Regions from separate parts of the Homo sapiens genome. Here all the other regions are linked to region 1. Evidence: chromatin loops called from intact Hi-C (ENCODE). Cell type or tissue: chondrocyte. All regions are shown on one strand.

What was found. Hi-C counts contacts between places; a loop is a spot of excess contacts. Peaks named below come from ENCODE experiments on the same cell type or tissue, not always from the same donor. Only the 100,000 strongest peaks of a DNase experiment are listed, where the experiment ranks them.
Region 2: a loop joins it to region 1, with 11 times the contacts of the local background. A loop is called at or near these places in 14 of 110 quality-filtered maps.
Region 3: a loop joins it to region 1, with 4 times the contacts of the local background. A loop is called at or near these places in 7 of 110 quality-filtered maps.
Region 4: it touches region 1 in a loop (2.1-fold over the local background); 2 of 110 quality-filtered maps call a loop at or near these places.
Region 5: a loop joins it to region 1, with 5 times the contacts of the local background. A loop is called at or near these places in 2 of 110 quality-filtered maps.
Region 6: it touches region 1 in a loop (7-fold over the local background); 11 of 110 quality-filtered maps call a loop at or near these places.

Annotation. Positions count from the first base shown.
Region 1 is chr9:90,640,079-90,645,078 of GRCh38, reverse strand. DIRAS2 (DIRAS family GTPase 2) reads left to right here and starts at 2,255. Exons shown (of 2, transcript NM_017594.5): 1 at 2,255-2,327. RefSeq lists a silencer at 2,267-2,316. In chondrocyte, CTCF peaks have their summits at 1,731 and 1,953 (motif pointing right); a DNase peak (open chromatin) is centred at 2,161.
Region 2 is chr9:90,224,204-90,229,203 of GRCh38, reverse strand. No RefSeq gene overlaps it. Among named protein-coding and RNA genes, the nearest start is that of MIR4290HG, 190 kb to the right of the region's middle. In chondrocyte, a CTCF peak has its summit at 2,256 (motif pointing left); no DNase peak of the experiment used is centred here.
Region 3 is chr9:90,868,368-90,873,367 of GRCh38, reverse strand. The region is part of intron 7 of SYK (spleen associated tyrosine kinase); the gene reads right to left. Among named protein-coding and RNA genes, the nearest start is that of SYK, 69 kb to the right of the region's middle. In chondrocyte, CTCF peaks have their summits at 1,948 and 2,161 (motif pointing right); no DNase peak of the experiment used is centred here.
Region 4 is chr9:90,430,346-90,435,345 of GRCh38, reverse strand. It overlaps LINC01508 (long intergenic non-protein coding RNA 1508), which reads left to right and starts at 1,857. Exons shown (of 3, transcript NR_109795.1): 1 at 1,857-1,915. In chondrocyte, a CTCF peak has its summit at 1,945; a DNase peak (open chromatin) is centred at 1,534.
Region 5 is chr9:90,315,485-90,320,484 of GRCh38, reverse strand. The region is part of intron 2 of LINC01508 (long intergenic non-protein coding RNA 1508); the gene reads left to right. Among named protein-coding and RNA genes, the nearest start is that of LINC01508, 120 kb to the left of the region's middle. In chondrocyte, CTCF peaks have their summits at 1,765 and 1,980 (motif pointing left); no DNase peak of the experiment used is centred here.
Region 6 is chr9:90,139,849-90,144,848 of GRCh38, reverse strand. No RefSeq gene overlaps it. Among named protein-coding and RNA genes, the nearest start is that of MIR4290HG, 100 kb to the right of the region's middle. In chondrocyte, CTCF peaks have their summits at 144, 2,092 (motif pointing left) and 2,893 (motif pointing left); no DNase peak of the experiment used is centred here.

The sequences.
Region 1 (5,000 bases):
ACATAGACTGGGTAGCCTATAAAAAACCAAAATTTATAGCTTACAGTTCTGGAGGCTGGAAAGTCCAAGATCAAGGCAGATTTGGTGTCTAATGAGAGTCTGCTTCCTGGTTCATAGACGATGCCTTAGCTCTCTGGGCCCTCTTTTATAAGGGCACTAATCCCATTCATGAGAGCTCTGTGCAGAGGTCCCACCTCTTCAAGTTGGTAACTAGAATGTCAGCATATGAATTTTTGGGGGACACGAACAGCAACTTCACATAAACACGTTGAAATATATGGATGTTTGCATCCCATCCACGGAGGTCCTGTGCCAGTTGTGGCATGAGCTGGACTGGAAATTGGACCTTGTTTTAAAATGTATTTATAGCTCCCCTGCTGATTCTAATGTGCAGGCAGATGTCAGGAGCCCCTAGCCTAGAAGCAAATGGGTCAGGCTCTTAGAAGGATGTAAGTTAAGGGGAAGTTAAAAGAGGAATTTGGGAGCAATCTGCTCCTTCTGGCTGATGAAAGTCTAGGGATTGTGGGGAGTGCCAAAGGGGCCAGAGACATCATATTAAGTGAGTTGCTCCTTGTTTAAATGAGGCCTTTGGGCCTCTGCTTCACATTCTCAGAACAAATAATGATGGCATGTGGCAAAAGGCAGGCTTCTTCTGCATTGTGGGATATTCAGCATAGAACTGGCTCTCTTTATCAGCTCCTGATTTGCTCTCCCTGCTTCCATACTAGCACTGGATTTTTGCTTATTTAATCTTTTTACCCTCCTTTGTTTAGTTCTTAAATTCCATTTTGTCATTTAACCTGATAACCTACATTTTGGTTGTCATGGAAAACAACATCCTGACTTATAAAACTGGAAGGTTGTTTCAGGACCCAGAAACTGCATCAGGCAGTGCTCAGAATCCACTGTCATCATATTTGGAGCCTCCTCTGGGATGGGTTTCTGAGTGGCCATATATTCCTTTGCAATGAAGAGGAGACTGTGGAGGACAGGGTGACCACTCTGCTTTTAGACATCATTAGTGTAGGGGCAGGTTTGTTGAAGTAGCCTTAAATGACTTTAGTAAAAAGAGTGTATTTTTATTTTTATATTCCAATGGCTGTAGGATCAAGGCCAGAATTAGGATGAACTGGGGAATAAAATAAGTTTTCTTGACTATAAGTTGTAAAATGCGTAGTTTTTAAGTATGATTTTTAAAAAGCATATTTCCTGTGAATAGCAGGGCAGAATTTTACTATGGAAATGAACTTCAAAGGTTAACATGTTTTAATTATTTAGAAAGTGAAGACGGGATTAAAACAGATAAATAGGATTCTACAACAAAAATCAAATGTAAAGAACTACAGAATATTAATTTTGCTCAAGTCTTTTAGCATATTTGGTATTACAAAAGAATGAGTAATATAACCAAGAGAAGAAATCTTCCTTCAGTCTGTAGTTTAAACTTAACATGGATCAATGTTATGCTCAAGCACTTTTAAAAATGCCTGCACAGAATTGTTAGCCATTAATATTTTTTCTTGCTGATTCACCTGTTTTTTAATCAACGCGTCTTTGACAAAATTGTTTATCAATGTCAGGAAATAAACGTGGTCATTTGCTTGAAATGCTAATGTGAAACCACTCAGTGAAAAAGCAATTCTAATCCAAGCTTGCCAATGGCGGTGTTGTCATAGGATCCTATTAAATTAGAATATATTAATCTACACTGTGTGGTTGGCTATGGTATGGGGCAGGGCATTTCGTCTGCCTTTAAATGAGTCGGTTTTTAAAAGTTAAAATCTGGAAATGGAAAAAAAAAGTCTATATGGTTAGTAGCGATTATAGTTCGCAATGCGAACAAAAGAATCTGGTTCCCTTTCAATGGAATTATTTTAATTCATTAAATTATCAGAAAATTCCAGTCCTCGCCATCTATTCCAAGAGCATGCAGTAGGTGGCACCTAAAAGCTCTTTGGAGGCGAACAGGCGCCATTTAAGCAGGAGCAGCAGCCTCTGCAGCAGTTGGCACATCTGAGAAGGCAGAGATTGAAGAGAGTAGGAGGAGCGTGCAGCGGCGGTGACAGTGCCAGGCCGGAGCGGCTCAGGCCAGCGCAGGTGCAGGGGCTGCGAGCGGGTGGAGCGCGAGGGCGCTGGGCGCAGGGAGCACGGCCGGTGGGCGGTGCAGGGCGCACGGCGGGCGAGCAGCTGACAGCATCGTCACGGCGGCGGGAGGGAGTGCGCTGCGCCTGCCTCCGGGAGGAGCCGCATCCACACACCCTGCGCTGCCCTGTCCTGCGCGAGTGGAGCTCTGAAGAAGCTCTGAGCGGAGTTGTGTTCTTCCCCAGGTAACCGATTTCCCCCTTCTGCCGTGGCTTCGCTGCGTCCGCATTGGGGCACGGGCGGCTTTGGCATGATTGTTTGCCAGCCCCTGGAAAGGGATTACCGCTCTCAGGGAGGGCGAGTCAGCGTGTACTGGAGTTGGTAAGAGGGGAAGAAATCTGCATTTCTGTATCCTTGTTAGGGAGGGTGAGCATCATGCTGTCCTTGTCTAAAACATGTTCTTTTTTAAAAATCTGTATCTTACGTATTATTAGGGATTCCTTCCAAAACAGGATTTACCGTTTTGGAAAATTCTACTGTGCAGGTGTTTCTGTTAATGTGGAAGTTTAATGGATTTAGGAAAAGAGTAAGAAGATGTGGTCTAAAGTGAGAAAAAAGCCAAGCACGCTAGGGACTGCCGTTTGGTTCGGCATGCTTTCATCCTCGACTCCTTCACTTCATGCGCTTGGCCGAGACCTGTCTAAATCTTTTGTTTGTCTTCTTAAAGAATGTGTTTCATGATATCTACATGTGCTCCTTTCCGCTTCCTTGTTGTAAGAGCAGAAGATGGGCAAGGGGCTGCATCCAGTCCTTAGTTGTAAGACTGTGGTTTCCCATCAGATGACAATGACTGCTGACAGCTCCCAGGCTCGCCTGAAAAGCAGTGCTGGCTTCTGGCGTTGTGGGAACCTGCCTCTCTCCTTCTCTCTTGAAAAATGCTGTTTTTCCTCTTTAAAACTCCAATTCACATTCTATGTGGGTTTGGGAGACTTTTAAACTAGAAGCTCTGTGAATCATCTGTTACATCCATTGAATGCTGGAATACAACATTGTGGTGGAATTCAGTTTCTTCCTACTGTGCAGAGACACAGCTTGCCTTCCCTAGGAATTTATTTTACATATTTGCCCTCGTTATCTTTTAAATGGATCCCTTCAGATGTGAGAAGCTAGTCCAGCATATCAGAACTTTTCTGCTTCAAACTAAAAATTTTCAAAAATATTATTTTTGAGGAAGATTTTCCAGGTAACGCTAAAAGTCTGGAGCATTTTACATTTCAAATCAGTCACAATGTGCTCCATTTCCAGTGACATTTGGATTTGAGGAGGTGGAGGGGGAGGGAGAGAAAAGGGGAGGATAAAATTAGAATAAATTTAACAAATTTGTAGGGGAATCATACTTTTTTTTCTTCTTGGTTGTTGTCTGAAATTGAAAATTGTCCACAATTTTATCTATCTCTGGAAATGCAGGAGGCTTTGTGGGCTGGGGACAGGAAGACACATAGTTCATTTTATAGAAATAAAAGATACAGTGGCAAGGAAACATTTTCATCCCATTTAACATATGGCATTTAATTTGGTAATAGTCCCGGGCAAGCACAGGGAAAGGAAGGAGAAAGGAGGGGGTATTGCTGTCTATACCAAGGCACAGAACTGCTGCTCACACTTCAGTGATCCCTGCAGATGGGAAGTATGTGTTCATGGTTATTGTAGAAACCTCCAGAATCTTTCTTTGTTACAGCTTTAATAGAATTGTTCCTAAGAGGCGACTCAGAAAACATACAGATTGAATGCCAAGTTGTGGAAGTCACTTTTCAGCTTGTGTCTAACAACCCAGCATTCTCAGCAAAGCAGTTTCCTCATGAGAAGAGTGGAGGAGACCTTTTTTTTAAAAAAATTATTTATTGTATGTTGTTCGTATCCTATACACCACACATGACTTTTACTGTATTGGAAATGTATTATTTCAGTGGTAAATACTGCATATCTTACTGAAAAATTAAAACCTTTTAAAAAACAACTGGGGTGCTTTTGTCAAAAAGAGAGTGTATCTGTGATAATAAAAAGTATTGTTCATTCTTCTTCTAATTTGGAGACCAGAGTTGATATGTTGAAAATTAACCTATTTATTTATGCAAAATCATCATTTCCCTGTGACAAATGCCATACATTTTTCCACCAGAGAATTTCTTTGTGAGAGGACCATTCAGTTGTCTGGGGTGGAGTGGTTGCCTGCCAGCTGTTTTAAGTAAAAAAAGTGTTTGGTGTTGATCTGCAACTTTCAATTCAGATAACAACCATCCCCAATTCTCACTCATATGGTGGATTGCCTCTATCTATCATCAGTCTATCTACCTGGTATAAGTATTGACAGTGGACAGATGTCTTTTTAAGAGCAGAACTGATTTGTAGGACACTGATTTTGGTTATGATTTTTCCAGGAAAACAGCTGCTCAATCAAAAGGGAATACGATGGTTCTTATGTTGTCAAAATTGCTGATGGCTTTTTAAGAGTTAAATTTACTAATTCATACATATTTAAACATGAACTGAAAGTTATTTAACTGGTGTCAAATAATGCTTTAGTTTTCATTATATGACATGGCTTGCAAGCCTCTCCTCACTGACGGGGAAGGACTCTATGAAGTAATAAAAACAAATGCTCCCTCATTCTCTCCTTCTTTGCTCTCAGCCACTGGCAAATTTAGGAAAGAGATTCCTTATAGCTGTCTCCTAAATGCAGTGAAGTGTTTTCTTATAAATCTGTACTGTACAATAGAATTGAAATGTGTGAGTCATATGCACAGTTTAAAATGTCCTAATGGTCGTAATGGAAAAGTAAAGAGAAACAGCTGAAATTAATTTTAATGATATAGTTAAGCCAGCATATAAAAAATGACCATTTAGATATAATCCATACA
Region 2 (5,000 bases), 420 kb after region 1:
CGCTTTGATATCTTTCCCAATATCCAGGTGGGGAGAGGATCATATTACTTCCAATGTCGCAGGGTGTGTACACCCCCTCTGTGATCTTGTTGCTAACATCCAGGTTTGGGGAGGACAACATTACTCCCAATATCGCAAGGGGAGTACACTCCCCTGTGACCTTGTTAGTCATTTCCTGGCTGGAGAGGATGATATTACTCCCAATATCGCAGGGAGTGTACACACCTCTGTGAAAATCTTCCTAATATCCAGAGGGAGAGAGGATGATATTACTCCCAGTACTGGAGGGGGTTTACACAGCCCTGTGATACTCTTCCTAATATCCACAGGGAGAGAGGATGATATTACTCCCAGTACCGCAGGGGGTGTACATAACCCTGTGATATTGTTCCTAATATCCAGAGCGAAAGAGGATGATATGACTCTCAATATCGCAGGGGGTGTACACCCCTCCTGTCTTATTGTTCTGAATACCCTGGGAGGGAGAGGATAAGGTTACGTTGAATATGGCAGGGAATGTACACCCTCCCACTCTGATACCCTTCCTAATGTCCAGGGGAAGAGAGGAAAATTTTACTCCCAATATCGCAGAGGCAGTACACCCCACCTGTGATGTTGTTCCCAATATGCAAGGGGGGAGAGGATGATACTACTCCCAATATCGCAAGGCTGTTCACATCCCCAGTGACATTTTTCCTAATATCTAGGGGAGAGACAATTATATGACAGCAAAGGTCGCAGGGTCTGTACATCCTGATATTGTTCCTAATATCCAGGGGGGAAGAGGATGATATCAAATATGAAAGGGGGTGTACACCCCCCACCCCTACGATATTGTTCTTAATATTCATGAGGGGAGACGATGATATTCCTCCAAATATCGCAGGGGTTGTTGACACCCCCCTGTGATATTGTTTCTGGTATCCAGGGGGGAGAAAATCATATTACTTCCAATATTGCAGGTGGTGTATACCCCACCTGAAATATGGCACCGAATATCGAAAGAGGGAGACGATGATGGTATTAATACCAATATCGAAGTGTGTGTACACGTCCCTTGTGATATGGTTTTTAATATCCAGTGGGCGGGAGGATGATATTAGTCCCAACATCCCAGAAGCTGTACACTACCCCTGTGATATTGTCCCTAACTTCCAGAGGGGAGAGGATGATATCACTCCCAATATCTCGGAAGTTGTACATCCCCCGTGATATTGTTCATCATATCCAGGGAGACACAGGATGACATTCCATTGAATTTCACGACAGGTGTACACGCACAGTGTGATATTGTTCCTAATATCCAAGAAGGGAGAGGATGATATTACTCCCAATAAAGCAGTGGGTGTACATTACCCCTGTGTTATTGTCTCTAATATCCGGGGCCGGGGGAGGCGGGGAGAGGATAACATTCCCTCAAATTTAGCAGGTGGTTTGACGCCCCTTGTGGTGTTGTTTTAAATATCCAGCGGGGAAGACAATAGTACTATTTTTGATACTCCGATTCATCCGCTCCACCTTTCCGGAACTCTGAGGCTGGGAGGCGGCATGCAGTTTCCGTGTGATCCCCAATACCTTTGCCGTCTTCTGTACCAAGGCAGCCAAAAACGCAGGCCCGTTATCTGAGCTGATCCGTAAGGACAGTCGAAATCTAGGAATCAGATCTCGAAGGAGCACAGGGTTTACTTCACCAGCTTTCTCAGTTTGTGTTGGATAGGCCTCCACCCACCCAGAGTAGGTACGCCCAAGAACTAGTAAATACTTGGTACCTCCACACTTTGGCATCTCTGTGAGGTCTACCTGGAGATCTTCAAAGGGGACTGCTCCATAAGCTTGTATGCCGGGCGGAACGGCTGGACCTTGCCTCGCATTATGCTCTCGGCAGGTAACTCACCGCTGCCTCAGCATTTTGGCAAGGGCTGACAAATGTGAGATGTAGCAATACCGGCCTAACAACTTTTCCAGTGACTCCTGACCTACATGGGTGATTTCTTGCACAGCCAGTACAACTGCAGCTCCTAGCAACTGTGGCACAGCTACTCTCACATCTGGTAACTGAATCCATCCTCCCTCCGTCACTTGTCCTTCCCTCTACCTGGAGAAAGTCCTTTTCTTCTTTAGAAGAAGTAGGTCCAAGATCAGGTGCTTGAGGGAGCACTGATGCCCGGAAGGGGGCAGATGCTGCTTTTCGAGCCTCTGAGTCAGCGCGGGAATTCCCCAAACCCAGCAAGGTGGAAGCTCGCTGGTGTCCTCTGCAATGCATGACTGCCACCTTGTGGGGTTCCCATACTGCTTCTAATAATTGCAAGAATTCTTGTTGATATTTTCTATGTTTTCCCCCAGAGTTCAATAGGCAGGCCCTTTTCTTTCTATCACGCTCCATGCACTTGAAGGGTTAAAAAGACATACCGAGAATCAGTGTAAATGTTTACAGTCTCACCTTCACTGAGTTCTAAGGCCCGAATGAAAGCAATGAGTTCAGCTTTCTGGGCTGAAGTGGCCTGGGGCAACAATCTGGCTTCAACAACAGTGTCCAGGGTTACCACTGCATACCCTGCATCTCTCTCTCCTTGGGGGTTGAAGAAGCTGCTCCCATCCACATATAGTTCCCAGTCTACTGATGCCCAAGCCTGGTCCCGGAGGTCAGGTCTGCTAGAGTCAACTGAGTCCAACACTTCTACACAATCAGGCTCGACAGGGCTCTCTGATACCGGGAGCAAGGTGGCGGGGTGTAGGGTGTTACAAACTTCAATGGTTATACAGGGATTTTCACAGAGCAAAATTTGGTGCTTGGTGAGTCTGGCATTCGTTAGCGAATGATGTCCTTTAGTATTCATTAAAGTCACCACAGCATGGGGGGCCTTTATGTTCAGGTTTTGCCCAAGAGTCAGCTTATTTGCTTCTTGTTCTAGCAGGGCAGTTGCTGCCAAGGCCCTCAAACAGGGGGACCATCCTTTAGAAACCCCGTCTAGTTGTTTAGAGAGGTAGGCCACCGGCCTCAGCCAGGGCCCCACAGTTTGGGTTAAAAGTCCAGCTGCCATCTTTTCTCTCTCTGATGCATACAATGGAAAAGGCTTTGTCAGATCGGGTAGCCCCAGGGCTGGGGCTGCCAGAAGTTTTTCCTTTAACTCATGAAAGACTTCCTGTTGTTGGGATCCCCATTCCAAAGGTTTCCGGTGCCCGCCCCCTTTGTGCCCTCATACAAAGGCTTGGCTAATACTGCAAAGTTTGGGATCCACAGTCTACAAAACCCCACAGCTCCTAAGAATTCTCTCACCTGCCTTCTGCCCTTAGGCTCCGGTAGATTGCAAAGGACCTGCTTTCTTTCTGATCCCGGGCTGCGTTCGGACCCCTGTGGGATAGTAAATCCCAAGTAAGGTACCTGCCGTCGGCAGATCTGAGCTTTTGTCTTGGACACCTAATACCCACAGTCCTCCAGGTGCCGGTGTAGGGCATCTGTTCCCTTGGTGCACCCGACTGCCATGGGGTGTCCCAGCAGAAGGTCATCAACCTACTGGAGCAACACGCAGCCTAGGTCTCTGGTGGGAAACTTCTGGAGGTCTCGAGCCAATGTCTCCCTGAAGATGGTGGGGGAGTTCTTGAACCCTTGGGGAAGTCCAGTCCAAGTGTACTGCGTAGTGACACCTGACTCCGGATCTTCCCACTGAAAGGCAAACAGCTTCTGCCTCTCAGGGGCTAATCTGATAGGAAAGAAAGCATCTTTCAGGTCCAAGCAGGTGAACCAGATGTCCTCAGCTGGCAGCAACCCCAACAATGTGGATGGGTTAGGTACTGTTGGATGTAAAGTCAGTGTAGCTTGATTAAGCAAGTGCAAATGCTGTACCGGCCGGTAGTCCTTGGTCCATGGCTTGGAAACAGGCAGGAGGGGAGTGTTCCATGGAGACTGACAAGGAACAATAATTCCAAAAGTTCTTAGGTGCTTGAGATGGACCTGGATACCTTGAAGAGCTTCTCTGGGGACCGGGGCCTGTTTTTGCCTAACCGGCTGGGCCCCAGTCTTAACTGGCCAATCCCGGAGGGTTGTCTTCCCCCCGTACTCTTGGCCACCGCTTAGCCAGAGCTGGTCTTCGCTCTTGGCCCGGCTCAGTTAAGAAAAGTCTCCATTCCTCCTCTCGGGGGACCGTAAGGGTCATAATGACTCCCGTTCCGGGTAACTTTAGCAGCAAAGAGCCGTGCTGTGTCAAAGAGAGAGTGGCTCTCAGCTTGCTGAGCAAGTCCCTTCCCAAAAAGGGCAAGGGACAGTCAGGCATGTACCAAAACTGATGAATGACTTTATGTCCTCCTACAGTGCAAGTCCGAAGCAAGCAGAAAGCCTGCTTTGCTGAAACCCCCATGGCTCCGATGACGTCAATAGTCGTTTCGGATAAGGGGGCGACCGGGGCGGTTACTAGCGAATGTTCAGCACCACTATCTACAAGAAAATCAATGTCTCTACCCCCGACTGTCATTCTGACCAGAGGCTCTTTGGGGACGCTTGAGCCTGGTCTCCCTCAGTCCAATAACCCTTCTGCCAGGTTGAGTAGGGCCCCTTCCTCCTTGTCCGGGGCCTCCTGCTCTGAGTCACCTTGTTTTCTTTTGAGCTGAGGGCATTTGTTCTTCCGCTGTCCTATTTCTTTACAATAAGCACACTGGTTACGCTGCAAACTCTGACAGCCAAGCTGAGTTTCTTTCCCAGGGCCCACCTTCCCTTGCCTCTTTGGGGGGGCCCCTCTGATTGCCACAGCTAACAAACAGGTTGGTGTTTTGCCGGGCCTGACCTCCATTCTCTTTGCTGTTTTCCTTACTGCTTACTGCATCCCTGCTTACAAACACCTGGCTAGCTATTTCTAGTAATTGTGATGTATTCATCCCTGCAAGCCCAGCCTGTTTCTGCAATTTTCTTCTCATGTCTTCTGTGCTTTGACAGACTAAAGCCATGTTAATCATGCGCTGATTTCAGGGCTATCGGGATCAAAGGGAGTATACATACGATAGGCCTC
Region 3 (5,000 bases), 230 kb before region 1:
ATTCAGATGCTTTTTTTTTTTTTTCAGCGTGAGTTGAGTCACAATTCTATGTATTGATTGACCTTTTCAGTGCCCAAACACTGGCCACGAAGAAATGAGATACTGCCAGATTATGGAGAAAGTTACAGAAACAGAGACATTAAGCTTAACGTGACAGTCACTTATCTTATGACACACACTAAATCCTCATGTGCCTTATTCATATTACAAGGCGAGAAACCAAAAGCAGAATAATGAGGTCACAATGCACCACTACCGCCACTCAGCCATTGTTTCCAAACACCCGGACCTTCTTCTTTCACACGGTCTGCTGAGCACTTCAGAGGCAGACATTGTTCACCATGGCCCAAGCCTGTTGACAAGGCTAAAGGACATCTGGTCTTATTTGTAAAAATGATGTCGATGGGATCTGTTTTGTCACAGAGTATCTCAGCACTTCTACTGAACTGATTAACAGAAGTAACTATGACACATCAAAAATAAAAATAGAATATAAGCTCAAGGAGGGGGAGACATTTATTCACTGCACTCGGAACTGTGCCACGTCCACAAGGACGCTCAATAAAAATGTGTTGAACAAACACATGAATGAATGGATGGGTGAATGAATGAAAATCACTTCTAAAAACTAGGAGATGTGAAGTATAATCTAATGTGCTTTAAAAATTAGCTCTCTCTCAAGCCTTTATGCTGATGAAGAGAAATAAGAATGAATAATTCCAAATGACAATCTATTTCTTTTAAACATTTACATATGATTACAGGACTGTGCTGTGGTTTCACTTCTGATTTATAATATAATTATCCTGCCTCTGGAAAACTGTCCTGACAGAAACTGGGTGATCCCCTAGGCTTTCTGTCCTCCTCTTTTGCCCAGTTTTCTCCCGCAACCAATTCTAGGCTGAAAATAGTTTTATTTTTTTTAAAGTCTCTTTCAAGGTTAATATTTACTGTCATTTCAACTCCTTTGATTTTCCCTGCAGGCAGGCACATTCTGAGATCCAAAGACAAAACTTGAACAGATGTGGAATTAAAGGATGTCCTCGGACTAGCCATCACTGGTGAGGAGAGGGACCATCACCTCTTCTTGACATAAGACCTCCTGTCCCTCCCACTGAGGACATTATCCTGGGGTTGCAGCCTCTCTACCTCACAGAATGTTCTCCAGACCAGGAGGACTTCCAAATGGCTTGTTCCAATTAAACCAGAACGCAATTCCCTGACATATGAATCCTGCAGGGAAGAATTTTAAAACAGAGATGGGGTTGTCAAAATATGCTGAAAGGGATACTAGGGTGTCAGGAATGAGTAAGAATTAGTAGCGATGGACACAGAGAATCTAAACCCCTGGGCACAAATAATTTATACTCTCACTAGCAGTGTGTTGTTCACCCCTAGTCTATCTTGGCTTATGGATAGGGAAACAGATGGGAGATCTTCCTCGGAAATTAGAACTCCACGTTTATAGCCAATAAAGCTTGGGGCTTCATTTCCATGCTGCCCAACACAGACCACTATGTGATTATAAGCCTTTTAAGCCAAGCCACAAAGAACCCTCATGTCTCTCAACAACCCCACATCAACTCTCTCCTACCCAGATCCCTGGGCTCCCTGCCCCTATCTCTTTCTGGTGACTAACAGGACTGGAGCAAAGAATGATGCCACAACTGGAAGAATGTGGAAGAAATGGGAGGTTTCCTATTGAGTCAGTTAAAAGAACAGTAGTTACTTTATGATAAAGATGAAGATGCAAAATCCATGCTTCATCTTTCCCAAAGCACTTGGTGAATATGCCACTTAGTAGAACAATAACCAAAACAATCTCTAAAAGAAAATGCTCAGTTAAAAAGAAAAATTTGAGGAGTTTGTAAAGAATGAGCACAGTGGCATAATGATAAATTGTAAAAATACTATTCTTAAAAAATGTAATGACATTTAATTTTAATAAAAAATATATTTCCGGTCTACATTACTATTAACCTTTTATTCTTTATGTTTGCATTTGAGAGAGCCATTCTGTCCCAATCAATAAGTGTCATCTGTTCTGCACAGTGAGCAACAAGGTGTAAATGAAATGTTGACCATTCCACTTTCTTCATTTTTGCTAATACTCAGAACAGGCTCAAACCTTCAGTCCACCGCTAGATGGCATTAGCCACCTTCGCTTTCTACCTTCCAAAAGAACAACTGGTGACTTTTCTTTAAATTTTATAAATTCAGGTAAGGATATCACTCTGCAATAATAAGTCCAGTTATAAATTATTATCCCTGATTTCCTATTGGTAAGGTTTAACTGCGAATAGAAAATGTATTTGACAAGCATTCTTTGAGTGCCTATGTTTAAAAGCTGGTGATCCAAAAGTGAACAAAAGAGGAAAAAATTATTGGTCTGTGGAACTGATAGGTCCATTCAGAGTTTCCTGATTCCAGAGTATTGCCAAGTGTCCTAACATCCATTTACTAGATCTTAATTTTTACTCCCAGATTCTTGGGCCATTTTCAAATTAGGCAACAGCAGTAATGCAGATGACAATACAGTCATTAGTCATCACAATAATAGTGACAAAAGAGCCAGCTGGCTTTAGAAATATTGGCTGCAATAAACTAGGTTTGGTTTCCTTTTTTTGGTGGAATTACCCTGGTTCAGTAGACCCCCACAGGCGAGGGCAGACTGTTGGCTGGGGAATAGGCTACTATTAGCTTTGCTCTGAGATCCATGAAAATAACACTTGACCTCTGCAATTACTGTTCTCTTACAGTGAAGATCTAAAATCTGTTCCTTTATAATTATATGAAAACACATTTTCTCAAGGGTCTGGTCTACTAAGGCATTACCAAGCAACAGGGTACAACTTGAGGATGTTTCTTTCTTTTTTCTCTTCCCACTGAGCCCTGTACTTAAATGTAAGTTTTAAAATATTATAATCACCAATGTATGTGTTGGAATAAAACATGAAAAATGGGTTTTAATTGGAAATTCTGGGACACATTTCAGTTTAATCCTCTTAGGGGATGTGCCTTTGAAATGCAAAGCTGAAAAGTTCCCTGGAAGTCTTTTTAGAGATGTTGCTGTTTAATTTCCACCTATTTTCCATAAAAGAAGGATAAGGTTCTGTGCTTAAAGCAGCAGAGAAAGAAATTCCAGGACTAATATTGGGAGGGGTTTAATTCATTTAAAGACTACTAGTTGTATTCTTAAGTTAATTTTGTTTATACTTTATAAGTATGTTACTAATTTCTTTTCTTTTCTTTTCTTTTTTTGTTTTTGAGACAGAGTCTTGCTCTGTCTCCCAGGCTGGAGGGCAATGGCACGATCTCTGCAATCTCCACCTCCCAGGCTTAAGTGATTTTCCTGCTTCAGCCTCCTGAGTAGCTGGGATTATAGGCGTGTGCCACCACGCCTGGCTAATTTTTGTATTTTTAATAGAGATGAGTTTTCACCATATTGGCCAGGCTAGTCTTGAACTCCTGACCTCAAGTGATCCACCTGCCTCGGCCTCCCAAAGTGCTGGGATTATAGGCATGAGCCACTGTGCTTGGCAGTAAGCTACTAATTTCTAAAGACAAGTTTAAAATGCATCAGCCTGTTAGTAATTTTATGAAAAATTTAAATTATCTGATTCATAATCATCTTCAAATCTAAACATACTTTTCATTAACTATCTAGATGCTATAGGTAGTTCAAGTTCTAACATGTATTTTTTGTGCCTGAATTATTAAAACAACTATGTACACTGAGCAAATTAACAAGTTCAAGAAAGTTATTTATCTCTTAGCTAACATGATGGGACATTTGACATAATTCTCACAATTCTTTTCTCATGACTGATTACATAATGGAAAGTTCCCCATTTGTTTGTGAAAATATACATATTAGCTCTAAAATATTTCTGATAAGCAATTAAAATATTTTTAATCTATAGCTTAAACCTTACAACCTTGATCTTTTAAAAATTATCTGTTGATATTTTTGGCCTTATATATGTGTCATCATTAGTAATATTTATTTCCAGTTTCTTATTTCTATAAAAAATTCAATGTATACTTTAAAGTTCTTCTAAACTTAAATAGAAAGCAAACTTTTTTTTTTGCCAGAAAGGTATTTTCACAATATTAATCAGATTAATTACTCTCTACTATTTAATTTTCTGTTTTAAAAAAATTGATTAAAATTTCTTAACAGGTTCAAATTTAAAAAGATACAACAGAGTTTACAATGAAAAGTGGGATTTCTTAACATTCCCATCTCTTACTCCAGAGGCAACCAGCATTGCCAGCATTTTCTGTATTTTTCTAGGATACTGTATACGATATCAACACATTCTGCATATATGTATGTGTATGTGTGTGTTGCAGGACATTGACTTTTACACTTAAAATTATATTTTGAAAACAATTCTAGATCTCAGCTGCCTCCCATAGTAGCAATTTTACTGTAACCAATTTCATTTGTTTTCCATTGATAGGCATTTAAATTATTATCAGACTTTGTCAATTATACAATTTTGGAAAAAACACCTTCACATGTACATGATTTCACACAAATGCAAGAATATCTGTACATACTTAGAAATAAAATTGCAGAGCCTTTCTTACAGATTGCATCATTTCAGACTTCCCCAAGGAAGAGTGAAAGTGCTTATCTACCATGCCTTTACTACAGTGTTATCAAGCTTTTAAAATTTGGATCATAGGTGGACACAGTTAAGCACCATAGTTTTAACTTGCATTTCTCTTCTCATGAAGTTAAACAACATTTCATATGTTTAAGAACTATTTATATTTGCTTTACTATAAACTACTACTGATATTCCCTGCCAATTATCCTAGTAGACAGTTAATATTTTTGTTAATTATTTTTAGAATCTCTTTGTATATTAAAGCTATTAATCTATGTGTCAGCATTAGTGCTACTTACTCCCAGTTTCTCATTTCTCTTTTGATGATGTTATGGTTGTTATCTACACATATACTTCTTTATTTTTAGGTGGTCACTGATA
Region 4 (5,000 bases), 210 kb after region 1:
GCACAAGCTTAGCCTTGGGAAAGAGTTCTGCAAGATGCTCCCTTTTTGAGGACTGGGAAATTCATGTGTGGGAGTAGCGGAGAGCAGGACACCAGGTGCTGCTTGATCAAGATGGCAGTAAACAGATCATCAGAAGTGAGATTTTATTTTTCCATTTTAAGGAGTTTCATGTATGTTATCTTTCAATAGCTCTCAATTCCGGGATGCTCTGCTGCTCAGGGAGCACATCAGATTTTTGGTTATTTCAGTGACTGGAGAGAAATTCCTGGCATATACTGAGCAAGATGCTTGCTAATAAGGCTTCAGCATAGAAAAATAGTCCTGCCATAGAAAGACTACTGCTGCCCGAAATGTTTCCCTCGACAAACTCTGATAGATGAACAAAATTTAATTTCTTTTAGTTGCTTGACATAAACCTTGATCTTTTAATGGTCTTTCCTGCTGTCAATTTTTTTGAAATAACAGAAGACTGAGAGCATTTATAGAAATATTTAGTTTTATGCAGGTCAGAAGCACTGTGCTATGCCAGGAATCAGTGAAAAAAGAGAGAAGTACAAAGCCTGGTGCTTTTGCTGTCAAACACAGGTCCTCAGCTGAAGCATGAAATTATCAAAATTGTTTTTTTCCTCTTTCATCTTCATTTATTTACATCTTCAGAGAATAGAGACAGTTTCTGAAATTTTCTTGTGAATACCAAAATTTTATGTTAATAAATAAATAATACGCAAATAAATAATATCCACAGTAACCATGCATACGGCAAATTGATTAGTAACTGTTTTCACATTGAAACCAGCTATAATGAAAGAACTGATTATCATTAAGTATTCAATTGCTTTTAGTATTTGAGATATCGGATGTTAGAACTAAGCTTAGAAGTCTAGTTTGGTAAAGATGAATCATTTTTTATTTATTCTTTCACTTGCTGTTTTCCCTGTTTATAACAATTTATTTTCCTATTCTTCTTAATGTTCTTGTATGTCTATGATCGCTTGTTAGTGTGCTGTAAATTTTTAAGAGTGTAAAGAATATAATCTCATATTCTAAGGAAATGAGGAATTGTGTAAAATTGGTTTTAAAAACTCATTGACCTTTCAAATTACTTTTGAGCTCAGAAGTAGAATTGGCTATAAGCGTACACTCCTTTTGGTCCATTACTGAACCACAGTGATGACTTGTGCAATAGAATTTTAGTTCCGGGATGACCGTTTGAAATGATTTTACCCATCTCCCTCATCGCATGTGTGATATCATTCGTTCTGCATGGAAAGTTGTGTCTAATCAAACTATTGGATTTCTACTTTCCTGATTGGTAACTCCAGGGAAGAGATTTCCCATGGAGCTGGGTGGAGGTGAGGATGGGGGGATGTTTTCAGGATGAAACTGTTCCACAGATCATCAAGCATTAGATGATTCTTAAAAGGAGCACGCAACCTAGATCCCCCGCGTGTGCAGTTCACAGTAGGGCTCCGCTGCCATGAGAATGGAATGCCTCTGCTGTTCTGACAGGAGGCGGAGCTGGGCGGTAATGCTGGCTAGGCTGGGCTGCTCACCTCCTGCTGTGCGGCCCGGTTCCTAACAGGCCACAGACAGGCCCGGGGTGGGGGAGGGGGATCCCTGCTTTAGTTGAAAGGAGGTGAGTCCTTATATAAATAGAAACTAACAAGAGGAATCTTCAGAAAGTGGGAAAGCCAGTGAAGCTCGACAAATGACCTCGGGGAAAACGTCAGCATTCCTCAAAACCCCTCCCAGCACAGTAGTGCACTCCCAGCTCCCTGAGGGCCTGGCTCTAAGTCTGAGGAAACACACTCTCTCTCGAACTTGAACTTGCCAGAGAGAACTCAGGCACTGACTGTGACGACGCGGGTGGGGAGAGACTGTGCACCTACACGTGTCACTTCACAAAGGCCTCCAGGTAACAAGCACAAACCTGAGTCCCAGGAGGAAGAAGAACGGCCCCTGGGTTTTTTCGTTTGTATATTTGTTGTTGTTGTTTGCTAAAGAGCATATGATTTGTGAATTGGCAGTAAGAGAGACGGAGGATTTCTTTTCGGAGTTCCACCCTGAATACAGTCCTCTCAAAGGATGACTTAGACTGCTGCTGTGAGAGCTTGAATTTAATCACAGCCTCTGTCATCCTACTCCACCTTCAGGATGAGACCAGGTCCTTCTGAGCACATGCAGTGCCGTGCATGTGTGTGCGTATGTGTGTCTCAGTCATACAGGCCTAAGTCAAGGGATAACGTTACTCCTAATCTGCTTGTACACCTCCGCCCGCCTCCTGACCAGCGTGGTCTGTTTTGCTAGTCTAAATATCCACAGAGAAAACTGGTTCATGAGGAAGAATATCTGTTTAAGGCAAACCCCTCTCCACCCCCATATCAACCCACTCAGCTTCTCCGCTTTATGGATAAAAACTTAAAATGGAGGCTTTCTGTTAACTGCTTTCAGTCTTAAGGCAGAAACAACTCCATTTCATACATTTGGAACTTGGCACTAGCATCAAAACTGGGTCAGGGAATTTAAGCCTAAATCAAGGACCCAGCTCGGAAGCTTAATTTTAATAAATCCAGATTATGGGAATAAATATCAATGTGTATTCACTCAAAGATGAGTGTCTCTTTATAATTAAAAAATATCAGATTGTCACAATACATAGTGTTGTTTGATTTGCTATAGGTATGTTTGTATTTAGGAAAATTATAAAGTCATGGACAAAAAGAATCCCAGCCAATCTGCGATATTTATTACATCTCAGGGGAATGGGGAGTGTTCACCTAGTTTTTAATTTTGAGAAGATTTCTCAAATGCTGTTATTGATGCATCAGATCTTTGCCTAATGCAGGTATTACGTGACCTGATTGCATTACTACTAGTATTATATTAATTTGGGGAAGAGAAAATAGACATCAGATTTTTGTCTAATCATCACCTATGAGAAACTTTAATACCATGAGTACACTGTATATCTGCTTATGTAGTGTACATGTCTGTGCTTCATACGAAAAGAAAAAGACTAAGTACAAACCTTACTAATTTTATTCATTGCCAGGTTAAGAATGACTAAATAAAATGCTTAAGTTAAAACTTAAAATTAAAAGCTATAACATTTAACTTTCTCTTTTTAGCCTAATAACTATTAATGTAATTTATTGCTTTATACAAACTGCAATGGATCACATTGTTTATAAATATATAATAATAGCAATGTAATATACATTTTAAACATCATTCATAACTGCTTTTTCCCATCAAAGGTGAATAATTGAAAAATTAATTTCTTCAAAAATTTAGTGAAGTTAACTTTTGCTTGATAAGAAAAGATACTTTTTAACTATAATTCATCACTGCTTTTTTTTTAGCACTTGACATAGTCAACAATGAGTTGAATAACATTTTTATAATTAAATGATAAAATACAAACAATTACATTTAATTCCCAAAGCCTAAGTCACACATAAAATCACTGAGATCATGTGAGAAGCAATGCTTACAAGGTGACCAGGGCAGCCAACAGCACAGGCCAGCTCTCCCCATGTGACTTTGAAATGGAGCAAGGGATGGAGAAGAAGCCCCCTACTCATGGCCATTTGCCACATTTTTGTAACATGACCTTGGATACGTTTTGGGTCTCTGCCAGGAACTCAGTGTCCATGCTGCTTTTGTGATATCTAAGAAAACTCAATAGGAGAAATTAAATACTAGAGAATAAGGTTGGTTCTCCTGCCTTAGTCTCCTGAGTAGCTGGGATTACAGGTGCCCACAACCACGCCCAGCTAATTTTTGTATTTTTAGTAGAGACGGGGTTTCACTAAGTTGGTCAGGCTGGTCTCCAACTCCTGATCTCAAGTGATCCACCTGCCTCGGCCTCCCAAAGTGCTGGGATTACAGGTGTGAGCCACCACACCCTGCCAGAGAAAATAAGGTTTTGTTGGGTAAGGTTGAGCTTTGGAGAGCCACAAATAAATATCATATCTAATAATTTTTTTGCTTCCGGAATTTTTACCTCCTAAGGAGTGATATTGCCTCTATTGAAAATGCATGCTGTAGTTATATTTATGTTATAAAACTGGAGTATTTTGATTTCCTTCTTTTATTTATCACATAATTATATTACCACTATTCTTAGATCAAAAGGAAGATTACTTGAATCTTCTATACTTTTCTACCTCAAAAAATGAAGCAAACAAACAAATTAGATCTGTTTACTTAAAAAATACTGTTTGGGACCTTGAATTCTGTCTTTTTCTGAATTACAGTCTATTGATTTAAAGCACAAATCTTCACCTTTACTTTGGAGTTGCCAACTACTCCCTAAGAATTCTGGAGCATCTCATCAAACCATTCCATTTCCTGAACTATTAAACTCCAGTGCCTCTCCTAGAATACAAACCCTCAGTTTTCCAACCTTAAGCTCACTTATTCTCCCTGTCCTTTTGTTCAGAAGGCCCTGGGCAGCCACATTTCCTTCCTGCCCTGATCCCATTAGTTTAACACTGGACCTGACTGTTCCCAGAATCCTTAACTCCCTCAGCACCTTATTTCTGTACTGTGCTCAATTCTACGAATCCTGATTTCATACCAGCGCTATCATCTGTTGCTTCATGGCAGTTAATCCCGAGAGAAAATTCTACAACTCTACTAAAAATTTACGTTTCTAGACTTGGTTGGGGCCTCAAACTACTAGTCCATCTCTTTACTTGTCCATGATTCTAAAGCTTTTTTACTCTAAAACCATCCTATTATAAATGGACACATGTATAAATGTATTAGATTCTCACTACAATTGTTGAGACAGATACCATTTTAATTGCTTTTTACAATTTTTATACGGAAGCTGGAGCACAGAAGGTGTGATTTACCCAAGGTCAAACAGCAAGTGACTGCCTAATGAGACTGGACTCCAGGCAGTCTAATCCCAGAGTCTATGCACTTAACTACATTGCCTGTCTAGCTACTGTTTGCCCAACTTTTAAGTAAATAGATCAACATATGCAACA
Region 5 (5,000 bases), 320 kb after region 1:
GTTCATTCTTAGTGCATTCATCTCATATATAGATCACGTATCTTATAAAATTGTGGAACTCATTTGTTGTAGGAGACTTTTTTTGTAGATTCCTTGTAATTTGCCATTTACATCATTATGCTATTTACAAATAGGCTGTTTTATTTATTATCTGTAAGTAGAAAAAGTTATAGGTCATTCATTTATTACCTAATCACCTCCTAAAGGCCCCACCTATTAATATTATTGCACTGGGGTCTGGACATCAACATACAAATTTTCCAGGAACACATTCAGACCATAACACAATTAAAAAAAGAGAGACATCAATTTAAAAATTCTTGATAATAGAAGATTGAAGAGATATTATTTAACTTTGAAAAGGAAGTAATTCCACATCTGCCAATATTTTAATGAGGTTCACCAATTGTCTCATTCTTGGTTCCAGGTCAGAGGTAGGAGCTATTGGTCCAGTTTCAATTGTGTGAAATTGGCCAAGTACTTTCACTTTCTGGGCCTTAGATTGTTTTACCTGTAGGTTTCTCTAAAATTGTAAGAAGGTATTTTTCGAGATTATAATTGGAATGTGTAAATTACAAAGAAAACGTAAAGCAAGTTTATGTTACACCAGCAGCTTTTCTTTGGTAAAAAAGAACATTTTGATCAAGCTGTAAATACTATGATTTCTCTATTCCTAAATTTCTTTTATAAGTTTGCATTTTACTGGTAAATTTATTGTATAGGTTTGCATTGGCAAAGTGCAGGTTAGTGACAAATTCCAGTGTACTTTCCAGGGTAATGAAAGCTGTCATTTGTTGATGGAAGCCAAAATAAAAAAGGTTAAGCAGGGATTTTTGAGGTCATTCTATTCTTTTCTTGTTGAGATTGATTCTAATTTTAATGCATTCTCTGCCCAGCTTTAAATATGGCAAGGGATTAAACAAAGTAATATTGATTGTTGCATCTGTGTCCAGGACTTTTGCACTGAATGTCCTGGAACCATGAAAACCACCTTGGGTTAGGACAGCTCACCAGGGACAACCTCTCTTCTGTGGATGATTATTTTATCTTTTGAGATGACTCTAATTTTTTTTTTTTTACGACAGAGTGATAACAATAGCAGGGACCTGTGGCAAAGCCGCATGGCCAGGTGACCAGGGCCCCACTGACAGTGATATTTTGTTGGACCCAGATGGTTTGCAGCCACTGTGAGATGGCCCTACTTTGTTTTATGAGCGTGGAGCTCAGTGCCTCACCCTCCCTGATGCTACCCACCTCTGCTTCCTAATCGCAGATATGCCTCCTCACCTCTCCCTACATAGAGTATCTTAAGGCTGAGTTTGCTTTGATCAAGTCATGCTTATAATTGAGCAGACACAGCCTATGTTCTAATAGGGTGGCCCTTCAACTTTAAAGATTTCTGAGTTGCTGCTTTTCCTCGGCTCAGGTCAAAATGAGTAAACTCAGCTGGTCAGCAAGGAGTTTAGAGTCTGATGGTGAAGAGGCAAGTGTTCAGGGCATGAAAGAGTCAGAAACAAAGGCCAGGACTCTGCCAGAAGGCCCACAGCACACTTGCCCAGTCTCTCTGCCACTGCTGGCTTCCAGGCAAGTGAACTCTGACTGGAGTTTCTTGGATGCTACTTGAATGTGGATTTGGCACCTTTAATTCAGAGCAGCCTCTGCTTACATGCTCAGCTCCACACTCTACCATCCACCTTCCAAATTATTATTATTATTTTTTTTTAAGACGGAGTCTTGCTCTGTCTCCCAGGCTGGAGTACAGTGGTGCAATCTCAGCTCACTGCAGTCTCTGCCTCCTGGGTTCCAGTGATTTTCCAGCCTCAGCCTCCCAGGTAGCTGGGATTACAGACACATGCCACCACGCTTGGCTAATTTTTGTATTTTTAGTAGAGATGGGGTTTCACCATGTTGGCCAGGCTGGTCTTGAACTCCTGACCTCAGGTGATCTGCCCTAATGGACCTCATTTATTAGCTTCTGATCACTGGGCACCCCCTGCTGGAGGCAGTCAGGACCATCCTTCACACCCTGGCAGCTGGGAAACAGCTTCCATCCTCCAGCAGCCAGTAAGGACCTTAGTCGTGGGAAGCCCAACAGGTATGTTAAATTCTACACTCTGTCCTGATCCCAGTTATCCAATTGTATCTACTCCAGATGAAGAGACAATGTTTTTACCCAAAAGACAAGGGCACTGACACTTTACAATGTTACTAGAAAAATAATTAACACTCAAACCAGTTATGCAATTTCTTAAAATTTACATTAAATTTACAACTGATGAAGCTCATTGCATTTCTTTGAATGTTTTCGCTCATTTTAAATTCTAATATTAAGCTATGATAGATGATTTTATTAAGAGCTCAGTGAGCTTACATATTTGGAGAATCAAGATCTTTCCTCATCTAAGATCCGGTAGCAAAAGAAAAAAAAATAAACATGCACAGCATCCATTTGTTAATGCAGGCTCTATGGTCCTTGTAGCAGGAGAGGATGTTATGGGAGCTCTTTTGTTTGACAGGTGAGTCCTATGGATGTGGCAGAGCTATAGTCTAGCCAGAAGCAAAATTGTTCCTATACCATTACATGCTTCCTACATAGTTTTAATCTATGTTGATTCTACAAAGCACATGTTTCCTAAAAAAAATTCTACCATATTTTGAATAGTTATTTGTTTGTTTCTCCTACTGCACTGGGCTATGTTATGAGGCTCATTTCCTCTGGGAATACATGAACCCACCTTATTTCAGCATGTGAAATGCACAAATATAAAGGTTGTTCATCTCTGACAGCCAGTTGGTCATCTAGCGCTGGGTGCTGGAAGTTCTGTGTACCACCTGCTGCATCCCCACGAGGATTTTGACACTGAAGCAGGTAAATGGGTACCAGCCAACATGTGAGGAGTCTTGCCATGATCATCAGTCACAAGGAATTTACGTCTGAAATCATTGGGCTAGTGTGTCTTAAATAACTTAGAGAAGGCTTTCTTAGAGCATTTCTCTGGGATCTATGCATGCAGGGGCATTTGTGATGCAAATGATACATTCCCAAATACATGAGAATTTGTGTGCAAGTTAAGAAACCTCAGTCACAATCACTTCCTTGCAGATGGTTTAAGTCGAGGGTAGAAAAAGAGTGAAGAGGAAATGAAGGTAGAGAGGCCCGCATTTTGTCTAGGAATAGGGAGCAGCTTTTGTGGAGGAGGTTTTGTGGTGGGAGAACACCCTGGAGCCCAAAGGTGAGGGAAAGAGACCCATCTGACTGGCAGATGGAGCGGAAGTTATGGAAAAGGTTGAATCTCGCCTGCAGGTGCAGAAGAGGAACCAAGATAGTTGATCCCTTGATGAACTAGAAATAAAAGAGAGACATGGGAAAAATGAGACTGTGTTAGAAGCGAACAGAAAACCCCCAGGCTCCTCATTTGAGCTGTGACGGAATTCACTGTAGGGGATATATAGCAGCTGAAGTTGCACAGATGCTGCATGTGTTGGGTACAGAAAAGGACTGATTCCTTTTTATTTATTTTTTATTTATTTTATTTTTATTTTTTTAGAGACGAAGTCTCTTTCTGTCCCTAGGCTGGAGTACAGTGGCACGATCTTGGCTCACTGCACCCTCTGCCTCCCGGGTTCAAGCAATTCTTCTGCCTCAGCCTACTGAGTAGCTGGGACTACAGGCACACGCCACCACGTCCAGCTAATTTTTTGTATTTTAGTAGAGACAGGGTTTCACCATGTTGCCCAAGCTGGTCTCAAACTCCTGAGCTGAGGCAATCTGCCCTCCTCGGCGTCCCAAAGTGTTAGGATTACAGGAGTGAGCCACCACACCTGGCCTGATTCCTTTTTAAATGGTGAGAAAAGAATTATGATGAATGATGTGATTGACAGTCTGCTGATAAAATTGGCTCCCTGGCTGGGTGCGATGGCTCATGCCTGTAATCCCAGCACTTTGGGAGGCCGAGGCAGGTGGATCACGAGGTCAGGAGTTCAAGACCAGCCTGACCAACATGGTGAAATCCCATCTCTACTAAAAATACAAAAATTAGCTGGGCATGGTGGCAGGCACCTGTAATCCCAGCCACTCAGGAGGCTGAGACAGGAGAATCGCTTGAACCCTGGAGGCGGAGGTTGCAGTGAGCCAAGATGGTGCTATTGTACTCCAGCCTGGGCCACGGAGCAAGACTCCGTCTTAAAAATAAAATAAAATAGAATAAAATAGGCTCCCAAGTCTACCAGGTTGTCTGTGAAGACAATAATGCCTCGAATCTTATTTTCAGTCATTTAAATATAAAATGGGCATAGTAGAAGAGTCACGAAGCTTTATTATTTAGGGTAATTTAAAAAAATTTACCATTCTAATTGTGACATGAATCTCTTTTGGATTTGTCCTTTTGGATTAAAATACAAAGCATCTAAATTTCACAAAAGTAACAACGCAATCACCTTAGAGACAGAAGAATGAATTGATAAGACCTCTGATTAAACATGGCAGATTGGGCTTCTGAACCTAAATCTGCTTAGATCAAGTAAGGAGGGGAATGTGTAATGCCCACAAAGACAAAGAGCAGGAGAGGAGACTACCCCGGGAAGGCGTTCGGAAATTAGAAATCAGAGGGCAGAATGGTTACTTTCCTACCTGACAGACAGGACTTGCAGAGAGAAGCCCTAAGGAAAGCCGACTCCAGGGACGGGCGCAGTGGCTCACGCCTGTAATCCCAGCACTTTGGGAAGCCGAGGCAGATGGATCACGAGGTCAAGAGATCGAGACCATCCTGGCCAACATGGTGAAACCCTGTCTCTAACTAAAAATACAAAAATTAGCTGGGCGTGGTGACACAAGCCTGTAGTTCCAGCTACTCGGGAGGCTGAGGCAGGAGAATCGCTTGAACCCGGGAGGCAGAGGTTGCGGTGGCTGAGGCAGGAGAATCGCTTGAACCCGGGAGGCAGAGGTTGCTGTGAGCTGAGATCCTGCCACTGCACTCCAGCCTGGGTGACAGAGTGCGACT
Region 6 (5,000 bases), 500 kb after region 1:
AGCAAATGAAATATCATTAGTCATAGGAAAAATCAAATTAAAACCACAATGAGAGGGTAGTATGCACCTAATACAATGGCTCAAAGTAAAAGCACGGACCACACCACATATTGGAAGAGGTAAAGGAGCTGGAACTCTCCTGCTGGTAGAAATGTGAAATAGTATAACTGCCATCAGAAACTTTCTGTTGATTTATGAAAAGGTTAAATGTTTCACATTGTTAAAAAGATTCTACATGTAAGTGAGATGTAATGTTTTTCTTTCTATATAAAAAAATGCAAGTATACAGAGACAGAGAACAAAATAGTGGTTACCAGGGGCAATGGGTGGGGGGCAGGGAGACATGGGGGTCGGGGGAGTGGTAATGGGGAGATGTAGGTCAGAGGATACAAAGTAACAGATATGTAGGATGAACAAGTCTAGGGATCTAAGGGAGAACATGAGAATTATAGGTAATAAAATCGTGCGATATATGGAATTCATGCTAAATGAGTAGATTTTAGTTGTTCTTGCCATGCACACACAAAAAAATGGGTAACTATGTGAGATGATGGACATGTTACTTTGCTTCAGTACAGTACCCTTTTTACTGGCTATATGTGCCCCAAAATGTAATGTATATCTTAAATATGCACAATAAAATTTATTTTTAAAAAAATTGAATGTGCACTTAATATATGATCCCTCTCCAAAGCATTTCCCTCAAGGGCAAAAAAAAAAAAATGGGTTTGTACAAAGACTTTCACACAAATACTTACAACAGCTTTTTGTAAATACTAAAAACATTAGAAGCTATCTAAATGTTCATCAAAAAGTGAAAGGATAAACAAAATGTGCTCTATCACACAATGACACAAAGGAATGAAATATTAATACATGCAACCATAAATGAATCTCAAAAGTGAAAGAAGACAGACATAAAAGTATATATGTAAAATTCTAGAAAAGCAAAATTAATTCATAATGAAAGAAAACAGATCAGTAGTTCCTTGGCCATGGAAGTAGGAGAAAGGAGGGAGGTACAAGGGGTACAAAGAGGTACAAGGAAAGTTTTTGGGGTGTAGTTATGTCAGCAATCTTGATTACGGCGATTGATTTATAGGTGTGTACTTCTGTCAAGGCTTTTTAAATTGTACACTTTAAATATATGTAGTTTCTTGCATATCAATTATACCTCAAAAAATTATAAAACCATAAAAAAAAGCACTGGGAAATTTTCATTTGCTAGTTTCTAATAATCACATTTTGAAGGCAAGGGTGCTTACCAACAGGGATTTTGTAAAACAGCCACAAAAGAGAGCACTATGAAGCTTTAAAGAATGATAAATATCTCTAGACTTCCACTTGTAACTGTGATAAAATAGGTTTATCAGATCACCATTGCCACCAGGAACAACCAGAAAACCTAAAATGAATATGTGTCGTTCATATATTACACAGATGTTGATACATAGATTCTATCCATCTATCTCTATATATCTATCTCTAGACAATGATGATCTGATAAAACTTATTTTATCATGGTTACTAGTGAAAGTTTAGAGATATTCATCATTTTTAAAGCTCCATAGTGCTCCTTTATTGGATCCTACCATATCTTTAAGAAGGGAAATTGTAATTTTAATACCTGTACTACAGAGAAGACATATTGTAAGCACAGATATTAGATTTTCTACTTAGTATATGTGTAAAGCCCTTGGGTCATGGTAGGAGGAACAATGCCTCACAAAAGACAGAAAATATGAGCTTGAGGAGGCCTGACTAGGAATGAAGACCTCGACTCATCATTGCTCTCGGGTCCTCACTAGGAAAGCATTCAAACTCCTACCTAAGCCGGCAAACATAAATGTAGCACAGCCAAGTGTTAAATTTTGAACATTTTCAACTTTCTGTACTCCCGTGGATGGATTCCTGCTAAACCATTGCATTTTCTTAACTCTGAGCATTGGCTGTTTTTATTCTTAACAACTTCCTTACAGCATACGTATGTCAAATTCAACCATTGCTTAGAGAGAAATCATGGCAAGAAAAATCAACATTTCTTCATCTACCTCTGTTTTATTCTAGGGCGCCATCTGCTGGCCAATACCTTTCTTCTTACTTTCAAAAATTGTTCTGATTAATGACACTGGGCAAATTCACAAAGAAGAAAAATTAGTTTGGTTGAGTCCATCAGCGTCCATCCAGGAATCTGGCCAAGCTGTTTTACCATTACCTCTTTGGAAGTAAAGTCAGAAGACTAAGACTCCTTAACGAGAAAAAGACACTGATCTAGATTTGGCGAGGGTGGCGGGGAGAGGGGGGTGGGAATGAGAGGCAGGGACCTCTCAGATATAGCTGTGACAAGCAGGTACATGCTTCATCCATTTTGTAAACAATGCAACAGATCAAGAGTCCTAAAAATGTCCATTCCTTTTGATTCTCAAATAAAATTCTGTGAATCTATCTTTCAAAAGGCCAGAGATGCGGGCAAACAGGTACATGTATGACTATAAATGTCTTATTTATAAAACCTTCACTATATCTATGGAGATATAGAGGCATATACAATATACATCAATTATAATTTTATATTACAATTTTAAAGTCTTGAGAATAATGTAGAAAAATGTCTAGGATACAGTGGTAGGTAAAATAAATTAGGGAACTAAACGATTTTTTAAGTATGATGCCAATTAACTACAAAATATATGAATTTAAAATAAATTGCAGAGAAAGAGTGGTTAGCTATGAATGTGGTATAGGCATTACAGTTTAATTTTAGTTTGTTTATCTGACTTTTGATATTTCCAAAAGGATATATAATAAATATTTTCCACTTTTGTAAAAACTCATATATTTAATGTGAGCCCGTTTACATTTGAAACACGTTGCAATGGTATGGGAAAAAGAAAATTGCATACTTTACTTCCACCTAGTGGATTTAGGAGAAGTTGCAATCAGAAACCCAACGCTTTCTTTAAAAGGTAAAACATTTAAAAACAAAACCAAATGTAAGAGCAGAGAGGATAGTGCAGAAAAGGGGAGAAGAGGGGAGGGAAGGGGAAAGGAGACTCAAGGTGGGCAGGAGAGGGGAAGGGAACAAAAAAGGTCATGTGCGCAGCGGCTGTATAGAAACATGCAAAATCTAAAAACATTAACATTTTAAGCAAAATGTCACCACTGGTATTTATACAGATTAAACAAGCTCTGTTTAAATAACAAGTCTCAATACATCTTCTTTAATATGATACTAGATTACCTCTACTTGTTCCGTCCGCAACCCCCAGCCCCCACTATCCAGCAACTGCTCCCTACTGGCTGCCCCAGTCTGCCCAGGCCTAAACAACAACGCCCTGCTGCCTCTGTCCTGACCTGTCACTTTTTGCTGGGGTGCCTGGCCTTCTTCACATCTCCTTTAAATATCCTGCTGCCCGAATGAGTTTTCTTTTGAGAGTTCTCTGTGCCCTTAAAAAGATCAAATCTATATTCTAACACGAATCCTTTCAAGTCGTTCCCTTGTTTAAAAATCCTCAAATGGTTCTTGTCACTGAAACTAACATCTAAATTCCTTAGAGTACTATCAGGGGCACGGGATGACCTCAACCTTGTCTCCGTTTGCAGATCCACCTCCCTTTACCCACGGTCCCCATCACAGCAGGCTCTCTCCAGCTTCAGGTGCTTGCCTGCGCTGTGCACTTTGCCTGGAATGCCTTCTCACTTTACCAACTTGTCATACCCCTGTGCACAGGCACCTGCTCCTTTGTGAAAACGAGTCACCTGGAGAATTGTAGATGTATCTATAATGATGGAACCCTAAGATATGATCTTTCCAATGGCTAGAACTAAGGGAAATTTTATGTGCATGTCTGTATCTATATAAAGATCTATATCAAGATCTACATGTATACTGACAGAACTAACTTTGGAATTAGAAGCTATGCTGCTGACAGGTTACATATTTCTGGAAAGTTATTTGCTAATTAGTGCCAGATATGATGTTAACATATCTGACAAAAAAAAGTGCGTTTTTTTTTCTTTATACCTGCAGGTTTTACACTTGGCTTAGAAATGAAAGCCAAGGTTATAAATTTGAGTTATAAGTACCTGACCGGGGAGAAAAACACAGAAGTGTTCAGAGAAGAAGGATGAAAACCAGGAGCCGAGAGTCCTAAGAACCAGGGAAGGGTTCCATTAAGCAGAGAGGAAGTGGTGATCCATGACAAAGCCAGGGCCCAGGAGGCAGGGCTGAGAACTCTGCACTGGGCAGCTGGTGGCATGCACAGAGAGAGGAACCTGGCAGAGAGATTAACGCAGGAGCAGATTCAGCAGGATAGGAGAGCGGCAGCTGAGGAAACCAAGGCAGCCAACGTGGGTCCCTTGCTCAAGAAGCAGGGCGGAAGGAAACAGTTCCCTTCCAGGCTGAAAGGACTATCTGAAAGATCAGGAAGAAGAGCAGTCTCTGGCCCGACTCCACTCCTCTGTCAGGGTGGGATGTGCAGAGCTCAGTGTCCCCCAGCCCTGGCTTGCAGGGGCAGGGGCTGTGCCAAGGTGGGGGCCACAGTGAGTGTAGGCAGCTCCAGAGTCCTGCAGCCCAGGCCTCAGCCCTCTGCCCAGACCCAGGCACAGCTCATAACTTCCTTGAGATTTAAAAAAATAAAAGGCCCCTGAGGGACACACAGAGTGTGTGAGGTACACTTACTGCCACCACCAAGGAAAAACAGTGAAAGAAAAAAAAAAAACTTTTACCTCTCTACCCCAAAAATGTCTTCCTTCCTTAGTATTCTCCAATCTTCACTCCCTTCACCACTGAATAAGAGGAGTGAAGACAGCCCCAAGAAGCTGCACATGATCTGTTTAAACAAGAGCTCGCTTGAAATTCAGAAAGAAGCCAATGGCCTTTAAAAAGCCAAACAACCGGCCAGCCTCCGTGGCTCATGCCTATAATCCCAGCACTTTGGGAGGCCGAGGCGGGCGGATCACCTGAGGTCGGGAGTTCGAGACCAGCCTGACCAACATGG